Regions from separate parts of the Homo sapiens genome. Here region 2 is linked to region 1. The links are chromatin contacts, found by Hi-C or POLR2A ChIA-PET in ENCODE. All regions are on one chromosome and are shown on one strand. Each heading gives the region's core, a stretch centred on a gene start or an enhancer-like site at or near the end of the contact. The rest is flanking DNA. Distances are from core to core; before and after follow the strand shown.

The links. Hi-C counts contacts between places; a loop is a spot of excess contacts on that map. ChIA-PET counts read pairs that join two places held with the same protein, here RNA polymerase II (POLR2A). Pooled maps may share reads with other maps.
Region 2: a loop to region 1 is called in a pooled map, with 5 times the contacts of the local background. The contact joins two enhancer-like sites. A Hi-C loop is called at or near these places in 3 of 37 single-sample maps with no recorded cell type and 3 of 50 pooled maps. POLR2A ChIA-PET finds 5 or more read pairs at or near these places in 2 of 52 experiments (H1 and activated CD4-positive, alpha-beta T cell).

Annotation. Positions count from the first base shown.
Region 1 is chr1:168,830,897-168,837,015 of GRCh38, forward strand. No RefSeq gene overlaps it. Among named protein-coding and RNA genes, the nearest start is that of LINC00626, 47 kb to the left of the region's middle. Within about 2 kb of position 2,998, at least 4 of the 41 ENCODE cell types and tissues checked have a DNase peak (open chromatin) inside an H3K27ac peak, as active enhancers do.
Region 2 is chr1:169,025,630-169,031,748 of GRCh38, forward strand. The region is part of intron 3 of LINC00970 (long intergenic non-protein coding RNA 970); the gene reads right to left. Among named protein-coding and RNA genes, the nearest start is that of LINC00970, 58 kb to the right of the region's middle. Within about 2 kb of position 2,627, at least 4 of the 41 ENCODE cell types and tissues checked have a DNase peak (open chromatin) inside an H3K27ac peak, as active enhancers do.

The sequences.
Region 1 (6,119 bases), core at 1,748-4,247:
GTTAGATAGTAATTAATGATTAAAAAAACAGTTTGGGCATGAAGATTGATAAGAAAAGCTGTTTTCAATAGGTTTGTCAGGGAAGGCTTTTAGGAGCAGGTAACAGTTGAGCAGAGATCTGAATAAACTGAGGAATACAGACATGTAAATATTTGCCCAAAGAGCATTATAGGCTTAAAGAACAACTCATGTTAAGGCCAAATGCAGGATAAGAATGTCTGATGTACAGTAAGAAACCCAGTGTGGATTGAGCAAAAGGGTGAGTAGGAGGCAATGAGGTTGGAGAGTGGGTTAGGAACCAGATCATGCCCTATGCCCAGATTGGCCCTATTATGCCAAGGGAAGAATCTTCATTAGATTCTAAGTTTGATAGGTTGCATTTTATAAATAAATAAATGAGCCTGGGCAGCTGACCCAGGATCTCAAGCTGGGCTAAAGTCGCTAAACAATGAGAGGCCCCAGGTTCCCCAAGAGAAGCACACAACTGGGACACGGTGAAGTAACACAATTGCTTTGTCATTCACCACTCTTTCTCTAGTTCTAGCTCTCCCATACCCTGTCTATTCCCCAGCTTCCATCTATCCATTTTTTTCTCCTAACTTCTAGTTCATTCTCTTTACACATTTCTTGTCTTGATAGCTCCTTGCTGCAATTCCCATTTCTCAAGTCTCCTGTCTTACTGCCCTTCCACCCCATCGTCAGCACATGAAAGCCTCTTTTCTCTCTCCTTACCTTTGCATCTCCCTGTGATGATGGTCTCCCTCATTCTCAGAAGCCCCATGGTTGGTGCATCTCTTATCAAGGAGCCGTGAGAAAAGAGAATAGGCTTCCCTCCTTCACATGCTCAGGTAGGGGTTAAATGCCTTTTGCTTTTCAGGCTGAGGTCAGAACATGGTGCCCCATGGATATTGGGGGAAGGGAAGAAGCAGCTAAATTCCCAGCCACACCATGGTAGAAAGGACCTATTTTCCCCAGTCCCCATGGCAAGAGCCATGCCAGCACTTACAAACAGTGTCTGGCACATGGTAGGTGCTCTGCAAACGTTTGTGAATATAATGAATGTGCTATTATAATTATCATAGTTGTCTTGGAGTATATGGGGTGAACATTTACACCTTAATTAGGAAGTATCTCAAAGCTGTTTATTTTTTTATGGCCTCAAGGAGAAAAGTCATTTGTTTGATTTTGTTTTTTACAGGCAATGATTACCATAGCAGCATAGAACCCAGTTTCTGTGTTCTTACCACCAAACCGTAGAACTTGTGATAGACAAGATATAAACAGCATCATCTCAGATGACATTTTGAGACAAAAACAACAAAGTAGTGCATTGGGAGATCCAAAACAAATGGCAAGTCAGTTTACATCTCTAAAAGTTGGCTGCAGTAAATTCTCCTTTTTTCTGACTTCCATTACAATTTTAAACACGTCTTCCCTCCCATGCATTTCTTCCCACTATGTCACCACCTGCCATTAACCTGTCACTGGGACTGGCAGGCTGAGGTCAGTTATGCTCCTTTATCAAACAACCCTCGAGGTCCTTCTAGGTGCAAAGAATTGTGCTAGGTTCTGGCACTCAGACCTGCTGCACACCTGCAGAGAGCCAAAGGGTAGTGGAGGAACAAACTTGTACAGATAAGCACGGTCCAGGGTTGCAGGCCTGCGATGGGGACCCTCATGGGGTGCAACGAATGCCCAGAGGATGGGGGATCAGTTGTCCATAAAGGTGAAGAGTAGAGCTGGGAAAAGAGCCAGAAAGGGATTTATGGAGTGTGTGACACTTTAGTGAGCTGCATTCTGAAGGAGAGGTGTTTCCTAGGTGGAAAGGTGCAAAAGCAGAGATAGGCAAGACTTAGCTTCCTCAGGGAATTACAAGCAATTCAGTATGGCGGCAGTGAGGAGATGGGCCCAGAAAGAGATGAGGCTGTAGAATTAATCAGCTGGGAAGCTGGAAAGCACTTCTGCAGATGTTCATGGAAGAATTGTGTAATGCTACTGTCCTGGAAGAGCTTACCAAGTACATTGCTTGTCTTTCTTATTTGGCTACACTGAACTTTAAAAGAAGGAGTTAACATCTCCATTGGAGGAATGTACAGGTACTACATATGTAGATGTGTACATATGTGCACGAAAGCCCACCCATGGCTGCACCCCACCCAAACATTATAGGAAGTCAGTAGTTGTTATTTCTTCAGAAAATAGAGTTCCCCCAAAAAGATTTTACATTTTTTAATAAAGTTTGCTGAAGATTTTTTTCATTACAAAAGTTAACACACTTTTTTAGTTATAGAAAGGTAGAAAAAGAAAGTTAAACCAAAATAGAACAGAGAGAAATAAACATATTTATATTTCCCAAAGAAAGTTATTAATATTTTGATAATTTCCTTCTAGCCTTTTGTCCTATGCACAAGTTTAATTTGTTTATTTGTTAACCAAAGTATTAAGTCTGAATAGACTATAAAGAAGGAAATAGTTCATGGGATTTTACTTCAAATATATATAGATAGTCATAAAGATCATTCAGCAATATTTATTAATTTTCTATTATGTGTCAGACACAGTGCTAAGTGCTGCAATAAAGCAATAAACACAGTAGGCATAGTGACTACCCATGCAAATTCCCGTGGCAATGGGAAGGACAGGAAATAAAAGAGGTGTCATGGGGACAGGAAAGGCTGGCAAAACTTTTGGCTCCCTCAGCAGAAACTCCCCAATACCACTCTGCCCCTTCCCTTCATAGTTATGAAGTCACTGAGTGCTGGCATTGGAAGGGCCTTTGAGCTCTCATAGTCCAAATAATAGTGTTTCTTGGTTGAAACAAATAGGACTCTTTAAGCCTGGCTTTTTCTCCCCTAATTCCTGGAGCATTATTGCCTTCATTAAGCTACCCCTCCTCTGGTAGCCAGTGCTTCTTCCCCCCCTGCTACCTGCCCCCTGCCACTGAGGCAGCCCAAAGAACAGGAAACCGGAGGTGGCCCTGCCAGAGCTGTCAATAGCAGCAGGCATCTTCCTTCCTGCCACAGGGGTGATAAGACACAAGGCCAAGGGGAGGGAGCCCCTCTCGGCTGAACACTCCATGTGTTGTCCTTTGCCTTAGAAAAACCTTCACTCTTCCTACCCCACCAAAGTAGCCAGTCACCACCAGCATGGAAAACAAATAAATAAGCTAAGCAAGGTCACAGTTATTTCTGCTGTTGTGAGATCCAGCGTCACATGTAAAAAGAGTTGGTGGTTTCTAATCCCCCACTGCCCAACACAAATCATATTTCCCTCCTCAGGCAGTACGTCTCAAATTGCAGCTTTATAAAGCCATATCTTTGAGTCAAGGGACTTTAGTTTCTATATATCTCATGCCTAAATGAACTAAATATTCACTACATAAACCACCCTTACACCATGATTAGTAATGGATCACATCATGGTAATGTACTCACACCAGATTCCGCTGCAGCCTGTTAAGCATCATTATGACACACTGGCTGGTCAGTGTTGGATAATTTAGGGATAGGCCCATGTTAAGGACCAGGTAGCCTTGGTTGTGTTATCACAATGGAGCCTCAGAAGCCTGAGACAGCAAGAGGGCCAGGAAGTCTGAAGTGTTTGAGGAGAAATGTTCCAAAAGGAAACTTTCCTTACTTCATCTATTTTGCACCACACACGTCCTGACACATCAAGGGTATTCTCACAGTAACTGGCAATTCTATGAACTTTAGAATCCATTCAGGCAATCACATGTCTCTGTCAGCTGTACTAAATGTCTTTGAAGCTGGGAAATTCCTTTGACTCTGGTTAAATATTACATAAAACATGCCTGCTTTGAATGGGCAAACCATAAACTGTACAATAAAGTGTGGGAGAAAGAAATTTGGGCTTGGAGCCATAAGATATGAGTTTGAGTCCTTTCTAGTGGTCTGACCTTGAGTAATCACTGCTCTCTAGATTTTAATATCATTCATAATTGTGCTCTACTGTAATCTCTTATATAAAATATTTCCTGGCCTCTCTTTTCTACCAGGCCCTAGACAGAATTAATTATATATATAGATATATATGTGTGTGTATATATATGTATGTGTGTATATATATATATAAAACAGATATATATGTTTTATTTACATATTTAAAGCATACATTTATATATTTAAAATACATTAAAATATATATACTTTATAATAAAAATATATACATTTACATATATTTAAAATATATAAATATATATACATTTTATAATATAAAGTTTATTTTATATTATGTGTATAATTAAAATGTATTTTAATATAAATTTTAAAAAATGTATAAGCATGTTGTATATAATTTTTCATCTCCCTCACTAAACTTGATTGCTGCAGGATTCATGTCTTTGATTCCATGGTATTACTCTGACTGAACTACAATACAAAGGGCATAATAAGCACTTCTCAAGCACTCTTAGGAGGCTCAAAGGTGATAGTACTCAAACAAGTATTTCATAAACTATAAGCCTCCATGTGATTGTAAGATGTGGTCATTATTTGCATAGCAATATTATTTCTCAGTGTAGCACATTTCATAAAAATCCAGGAACTAAAGCAAAGAAAACAAGAAGCAGTCAACAGTGATTAACTCTGGGGGTGGGATTGGGAGGTAATAGGGAAGTTGAAGAACAGGGGAGGGGAGGGGAGACGAGGACAGGAGATGTCATATTCTTAATTTGTATTAATTTTCAATATTAGAAATGTGGATAATTTTTATATTGATATGTCTTGGTATTTTTTCAAATTGGAAAAATAAATGCACACAATTCTAGGAAGCTACTGCAGTATTTACCTGGCGTGGGGTCCGTGGACATCTGTCAAATGTTAACCGAAACCAAAGTCTTACTGTACTATTTATTACATTATTACTGACAAGAATAACAATACCTTTCTAGCTTTTATATTGCACTTTAAGCCTTCTGAGATGATGTTTATTATTTGCTTTATTCTTACAACAATCCTGATGTTATTAGGGTAATAATCAGTAACTGTATTTAATGAAAAGAAAAAGTAAAACCAGAGAAACTTCATAAGTTGCCCAAGATTCCAAACACAGTGGACAAGTCAAGACTAGAATTCAAGAGACCTGGTTAGAGCCATCCGCAGTGGGTGAAACTTTTGGAGCCCTAAGGATATGTGCAATAGTCTCCAAAGACATTTTCTGTGCCCTCTGTCCTCGGCAGAGACCTGGGATCCCAGCAAAGCTGTCACCTACAGATAGATGGCTTCTGATATCTTATTTACTGCCACTCATTGTATCAGTCACTGAGTTTCAATGCATTGCTGAAAAAACATTGACAACCTCCTGGCTTGAATCTGGACCCTGCGACTAAATGAGCTGCATGACTTTGAATAGTCACTTAACCTTTCTGAAAAGTCAGTATCCTTCCTTATCAAGTGGGAACGACACCACATGGCAGGCTCAGGGATGTTGTGAGCATCTAAGGAGGTAATGTATGTGAAACTGCACTGTAAACTGTAAGACATTTTGTAAATGTCAGATATCTTATTTGCTTACAAGCTTCTGGAGGCTACTGTGCAAAGGCAGAGATTCCCACAGCCACCAAGGAAAGGAAATCTAGGAGGAAAAAGATAAAATCACTCTTAAAAGGAGGAAAGAACTATTCCTACTATATGAGCCTCCTCAACCTGCAATGATAGAGTCCCAGTGTTCTTTAATGTCTATTTACTTTTTCCTTGCTGTCCTCTTCTCTGCATATTATTCCAGCTGTGACAGTCATTTCATCAGTGAAATTATCAGAGCAAATAAATTTCACTCTCTGGGTCCTTTGACTGAAGCTCCACAATAGGATAAAAAGTATTCTCCCTCCCCCTCCCCCTCCCCCTTCCCCTCCCTCTCCCTCTCCTTTGCACCGTCTCCCTCTGATGCCCAGCCGAGGCTGGATTGTACTGCTGCCATCTCGACTCACTGCAACCTCCCTGCCTGATTCTCCTTTCTCAGCCTGCCGAGTGCCTGGGACTGCAGGCGCGCGCAGCCATGCCTGACTGGTTTTCGTATTTTTTGGTGGAGACGGGGTTTCGCTGTGTTGGCCGGGCTGGTCTCCAGCTCCTGACCGCGAGTGATCTGCCAGCCTCGGCCTCCCG
Region 2 (6,119 bases), core at 1,377-3,876, 190 kb after region 1:
GTGAAGATGACCAAGCACACAAGAAGTCAAACCACTAGTGACAACAGATTTAGACACCCAAGAATTGCAAATTACGGAATTGTCAGATTTTAAAAAAATAATTGTTATGAATGAAATCTTAAATGAAATAAAATATTTGCTGCAATAGCAAAAATGAGCATACAAGAAACCACCAGCAGTGAACAATCTTAAAATACTACTCCAACTCCTGACCTCAAGTGATCTGTCCACCTCAGCCTCTCAAAGTGCTGGGATTACAGGCGTGAGCCACCATGCCTGGCCAGCCTGGTCAACATGGTGAAACCCCATCTCTACTAAAAATACAAAAATTAGCTGGGTGTGGTGGTGCGTGCCTGTAGTCCCAGCTACTCGGGAAGCTGAGGCAGGAGAATCGCTTGAACCCGGGAGGCAGAGATTGCAGTGAGCCGAGATAGCACCATTGCACTCCAGCCTGGGAAACAGAGCAAGACTCCGTCTCAAAAAAAACCCAAAAAAACAAAACAAACACACAACAACAAAAAAACAAAACTACTCCACAAGTTGCTTATTAACTTTAAAAAGGAGTGAATAAAAGGTATCTCCAAATGGAGAAATCTGGTGGAACCGACCTCACTATGTGATCAAAGTGAACATCAGTGTTGTAACTCTGTGCTATGTTGTGCCTGCTGTGGTGATGCATGGAGAGGGGCACAGTGTCATATATGCAGTATTCCTGCCCCAAATGTTTAATTGGAATCCAAGAATGAGGAAACACTTCGATTAATCTATATTGAGGGACATTTTACAAAACAGTTCAAGAGTGGCTTGAACTCTTCAAAAATGTCAAGGTGAGGCTGGGCACAGTGGCTCACACCTGTAAACCCAGCACTTCAGGAGGCTGAGGCAGGTGGATCATCTGAAGTCAGGAGTTCGAGGCCAGCCTGGCCAACATGATGAAATCCTGTCTCTACTAAAACTATAGAAATTAGCCGGTCATGATGGCGTGCACCTGTAGTCCCATCTAGTCAGGAGGCTGAGGCAGAAGAATCACTTGAACCAAGGAAGTGGAGGTTGCAGTGAGCCAAGATCAGGCCACTGCATTCCAGCCTGGGTGACAGAGCGAGACTCAATTGCAAAAGATTAAAAAAAAAAAAGTTACGGAGATAAGAAATTTGTTTTTAAAGAGGGGCTCAGGACTATTCCAGATTTTTTTTTTTTTTTTTTTTTTGAGACAGAATCTTGCTCTGTTGCCAGGCTGGAGGGCAGTGGCACAATCTCCTTTCACTGCGACCTCCGCCTCCCGGATTCAAGCGATTCTCCTGCCTCAGGCTGCCGAGTAGCTGGGACTACAGGTGCCCGCCACCACGCCTGGCTGATTTTTGTATTTTTGGTAGAGATGGGGTTTCACCATATTGGCCAGGATGATCTTGATCTCTTGACCTCGTGATCCGCCCGCCTCGGCCTCCCAAAGTACTGGGATTACAAGCATGAGCCACGGCGCCATGCCTTGTTCTAGATTTGTAAAAACTAAACAAATAGAACAGCTAATGGAATGAATGATTATTGATTCTATCCTGGATTGAAAAATAAGAAAAAACATTTTTAAAAATATTACTGTTGGAACAATTGGGAGACATCAGAATTTGGCCTATACATCAAATAATATTATGTTTTCAATGTTAGATTTCCTGAATGTGATACTTGTATTGTTGCTATGTTGGAGAATGTCCTTGTTCTTAGAAGACATGTGTTAAGATATTTAGGTAACAGTAATTGAATTCTCTGTGAAATGAATTCTTAAATGGCTTATCAAAAAAATATTTGTGTGAACATGCAAGTGTGTGGAGAGAAAGAGAAAAAGCAAATGTGGTAAAATGTTAACAATTAGTAAATCTAGATAAAGGGTAAATGAACATCATTGTGCTATTCTTGTAACTTTTCTGTAGGTCTGAATTTTTTTAAAGAAAGAAAAGTTTGGGGAAATATTAACCACTACAAAGCAAAAGTAGAGTGTATCCAGTTAACTATTAGTATCAACACTCCCACAGATATGTTGGGGCCATTCCTTTCTGCAGGCCAAGGCGGAGCTCAGCCACTCCAGACAAGGCACATGGAGATGAGGTCACTTTGCCAAGGTCACAAACACCATCACTACATTGCCAGAACTTCCCTACCCGCATGAAAATATCTCCTTGACCTTGGCTGAATTGGAAAATTTATATAAAGGATTCTGCTCCCTTTTATATCATTAACTAATCTGTTGTACAGATTAAAAGATTAGAACACACAAAAACATAAAACGAAATAAATTTAGGCATGCTAGAGTGGAGAGATTCAAGTTGATGCTCTCTGGCATTTTTCTTTCATTCCTTTGATGTTGTTTTAAAACTGTTTGGCCAGAGAGAAGGAGAGAGGGCAAGAAAAGAAATTAGTGCTGCTATGAATAACTGCAATCAACCACCAATTTAGGGAGTCACTGGAGTAGAACACTTCTCAGATGTCAGTGTTTCTCAGCTACACATTGTCCTTTCCTTCGATTATCACTGGCATGTCACCATATTCTGCAAATCTCAGCACCACTGCACCTCCGGCCCACTGGTCACTCATGCTTAAAAGCATGCGGCTGGGGGAGTAGACTGGGGGGACGGCCTCAGCCAGACCACTGTGGAGCCAAAAGAGTGCGTAGGGCTCTGTAGTTCTACTGGCTCAAAAGAATTATCTGTACTTGCATGGCCTTGAGGAGAGACAGGACTGTTGGAGACAGATAAGATTATTTTCTTTTTCCCTCTCTCCAGTGAACCAAACACAATTCCCATTCTGGCTTCCCAGACTCAGGGCTCATGTTTGAGCTTTTCTTTTCTCACTTCTCTTGGTCAGAGGTGATCACTTTTGCAGCTCATGACACATGTGTGATTTTATGTACAATACCTTAAATAGCACTTTTAGAAAATCTGTTTTCTGGCTGGGGGCGGTGGCTCATGCCTGTAATCCCAGCACTTTGGGAGGCTGAGGCAGGTGGATCACTTGAGGTCAGGAGTTCGAGACCAACCTGGCCAACATGGTGAAACCTCGTCTATACTAAAAATACAAAAATTAGCCAAGCGTGGGGGCGCACGTCTGTAATCCCAGCTGCTTGGGAGGCAGAAGCAGGAGCATCACTTGAACCTGGGAGGCGGAGGTTGCAGTGAGCTGAGATTGCGCCACTGCACTCCAGCCTGGGTGACAGAGTGAGATGAAAGAAAGACAGCAAGAAAGACAAGAAAGAAAGAAAGAAAGAAAGAAAGAAAGAAAGAAAGAAAGAAAGAAAGAAAGAAAGAAAGAAAGAAAGAAAGAGAGAGAGAGAGAGAAAGAAAGAAAGAGAAAGAAAGAAAGAAAGAAAGAAAGAAAGAAAGAAAGAAAGAAAGAAAGAAAGAAAGAAAGAAAGAAAGAAAGAAAAGGAAGGAAAGAAAGAAAGAAAGATCTGTTTTCTGGTTAGCCTAAAATGGCTTGTTCTGGAGGAGATACTGACTGTCCCAAGAAACAAAGCCTGCTACGTGCTGAGATTTTGTAACTCCAAGTTCTTCTCAGAAGCAACTTGTAGACTGCATAGGGTTGCATGGACTATTGTCAGGACTCCCCTTTCAGGAAAACCATATTGCAGGGAGGACTGTGGGATGGTGAGTGTTAATGAAGGGCCTAGAAAGCTGAACTGGTAGAGAGATTCGTGACTGATAAGAGATGATGGGGTTTTGTGCGTTAACACAGAGATACTACGGTACTTCTCTTTCTGCTTCTGTCTCCGGGAGATAAGTTAGGCACAAAAATGACCCAAAAAAGCATTCTACTCATCTCTTCCCACCTCTTCCCTGCACAATCATCCCTCTGGTAGCACAGGAGCTAAAACCAAGTCACAGCTACCACAATAAAGGGACTTAAGCACTCAGTGAATGCGTAGCCGAACTCTGGCTAAGGTTAACTTGTTTCCATTCACTAAGTCAGATTAAGAAGAAAAATAAATCAAAGTTATCCTTATAATCACATATTAATTCTAAAAATAATTGTATTTTCACCCCCTACAGCGTGCTAGGTAGGTTTGGAGATGCAAAAATAAATAGCCCACAGCCCCTTCTCTCAGGTCGCTTGTCGTAGAATAGAGATGAGCCTTCCTGAAACCAGGGTAGTAGAACCACTAGAAAAGGAGAAAAAGACAATCTGGAAAGACAGGATAAATCATGAGGCAGCATCCAGCAAACATGGGAAGAGAGAGGGTCTGTACCCAGGGACTGGAAAAGGGACATCTCTTCCACAGAGACACAAGGGAAAGAGGAGATAGTAGATCATTTTCACAGTGCAACAAGGTCACCACCATTATAACTCTTAGTTTGTAATGAAACTAGTTTGAGCCATGATGGATTTATCACCAGCAATGTCCCCAAAAGTTTCTAAAATCGATGGCTTACATTAAAGAAAAAAGAAAGAAAAATAATTTAGAATCATTAGATGAAGGATTTGTAGGGCAAGCACTTAATTATAGCTAAGTGTAATTTCCTTAAGCAAGTCATCCTCTATTAGTTATATTATTACACATATTATTCTTAAGTCTGGTGATTAATACTGACTTTAACATTTTTAATAAAAGTTTCAGAATTATTTATGTTAAGTGAAATAAGCCAGGTACAGAAAGACAAATGCTACATGATCTCACCTATATGTAGAACCTAAAAAAGTTGAACTCAAAGGAGCAGAGGGTAAAATGGTGGTTACCAGAGGTAGGGGGCTGTGGAATTGGGGAGATGTTGGCCAAGGGATACAGAATTTCAGTTAGATAGAAGAAATAAGTTCAAGAGATCTACTGGGCACCATGGTGACTATAGTTAAAAACAATATAGTATATACGGGAAAGTTGCTAATAGAGTAGATTTTAAGTGTTTTCAACACAAAACAATAAGTATGTGAGGTGATGGATATGTTAAATAGCTTGACTGAACCATTTCACAATGCGTACATATATCAAAACGTCATGTATTACCCCAAAAATATATGGATGCCATTTTTATTTGTCAATTAAGAAATAAATAAAAATTTCAATATTTTTTTTAAAACTAACTGTTTATATAAGAATATAAGGCAACAAGTTAGTTATTCCCAAAATATAAACATAAAGATAAAATCTGGAGAATAAGGAAACAAAATCATCTAGGTCAAACGGCTTCTGTGATGACCTATACTAAGTGTAATCACAATTCAGTGAGCCTGATCTTCTCTCAGGCCTAAGTTGTACATTGATCCTGAGTCCAATCCTGGAGTCAGAAGTTGATGGCATTAGTTTCAACTCTTCTTTTTTATTTCAATTCTCTTAAAAATATGTTCTTATTTTGTCTTTCTTTACTACATAAAAAATTTGTAACAAGCTAGGTCTTATGCAATTATAGATATTTTCATAAATCTCTTTTAGTTAGGATCCTGATATCTAGACAATGAGAGTATCTTTTCAATAAACTGAAATGCCTGTAATATCAAAATATATTAAATATGACAGTTTTTTTAGCTTATTCTTTTTGTCTTACTTTGCTTTTCAAAAAAAGCAAAACTCAGCAAACTTACCTTAGACTATGAATGAGGACAACTCTAAAATGACCTAAGGTGACTACTAATACCACTTGTTGGTGGGGGCAGAGTTAATATGCTTTAGCTTTGGGGCATAGCTTTGTCATCTGAGAAAATTATAAGTTGAAAGGTCATTAAGTAAAGGATGTTCTATACTAAAATAAGAAGCTGAAAAATACATATTTCTCTTTAAAAATATATTTATTCTGTGTATCATCAGTTCCCAGAGGAATGCTTGGCAAATAAATAGATGTACAATTAATGGGTATTGTTGAATGAGCAAAGGCCGAGGACTTTGGTAAACGCTCTACATATATTTTCTCTGACACCTACAACAAACAAAAAAAATGGGTAGTATGATTTTCTACACTCTAGAGATAAGGAAACCAAAATTAAGACTGATTAAACATTGTTCATGTGGCCATCCGATTCTAAAGCCCTCCTTTTCTGTAACTCAAGGTCTGGAATTCATTTGAGGAATCATGCTGAGTACAGGAGATAGGTCAGATAGCAGAGGGCTCTGGGCTGGAACTCTCCTGGAGTGAAACTCCAGG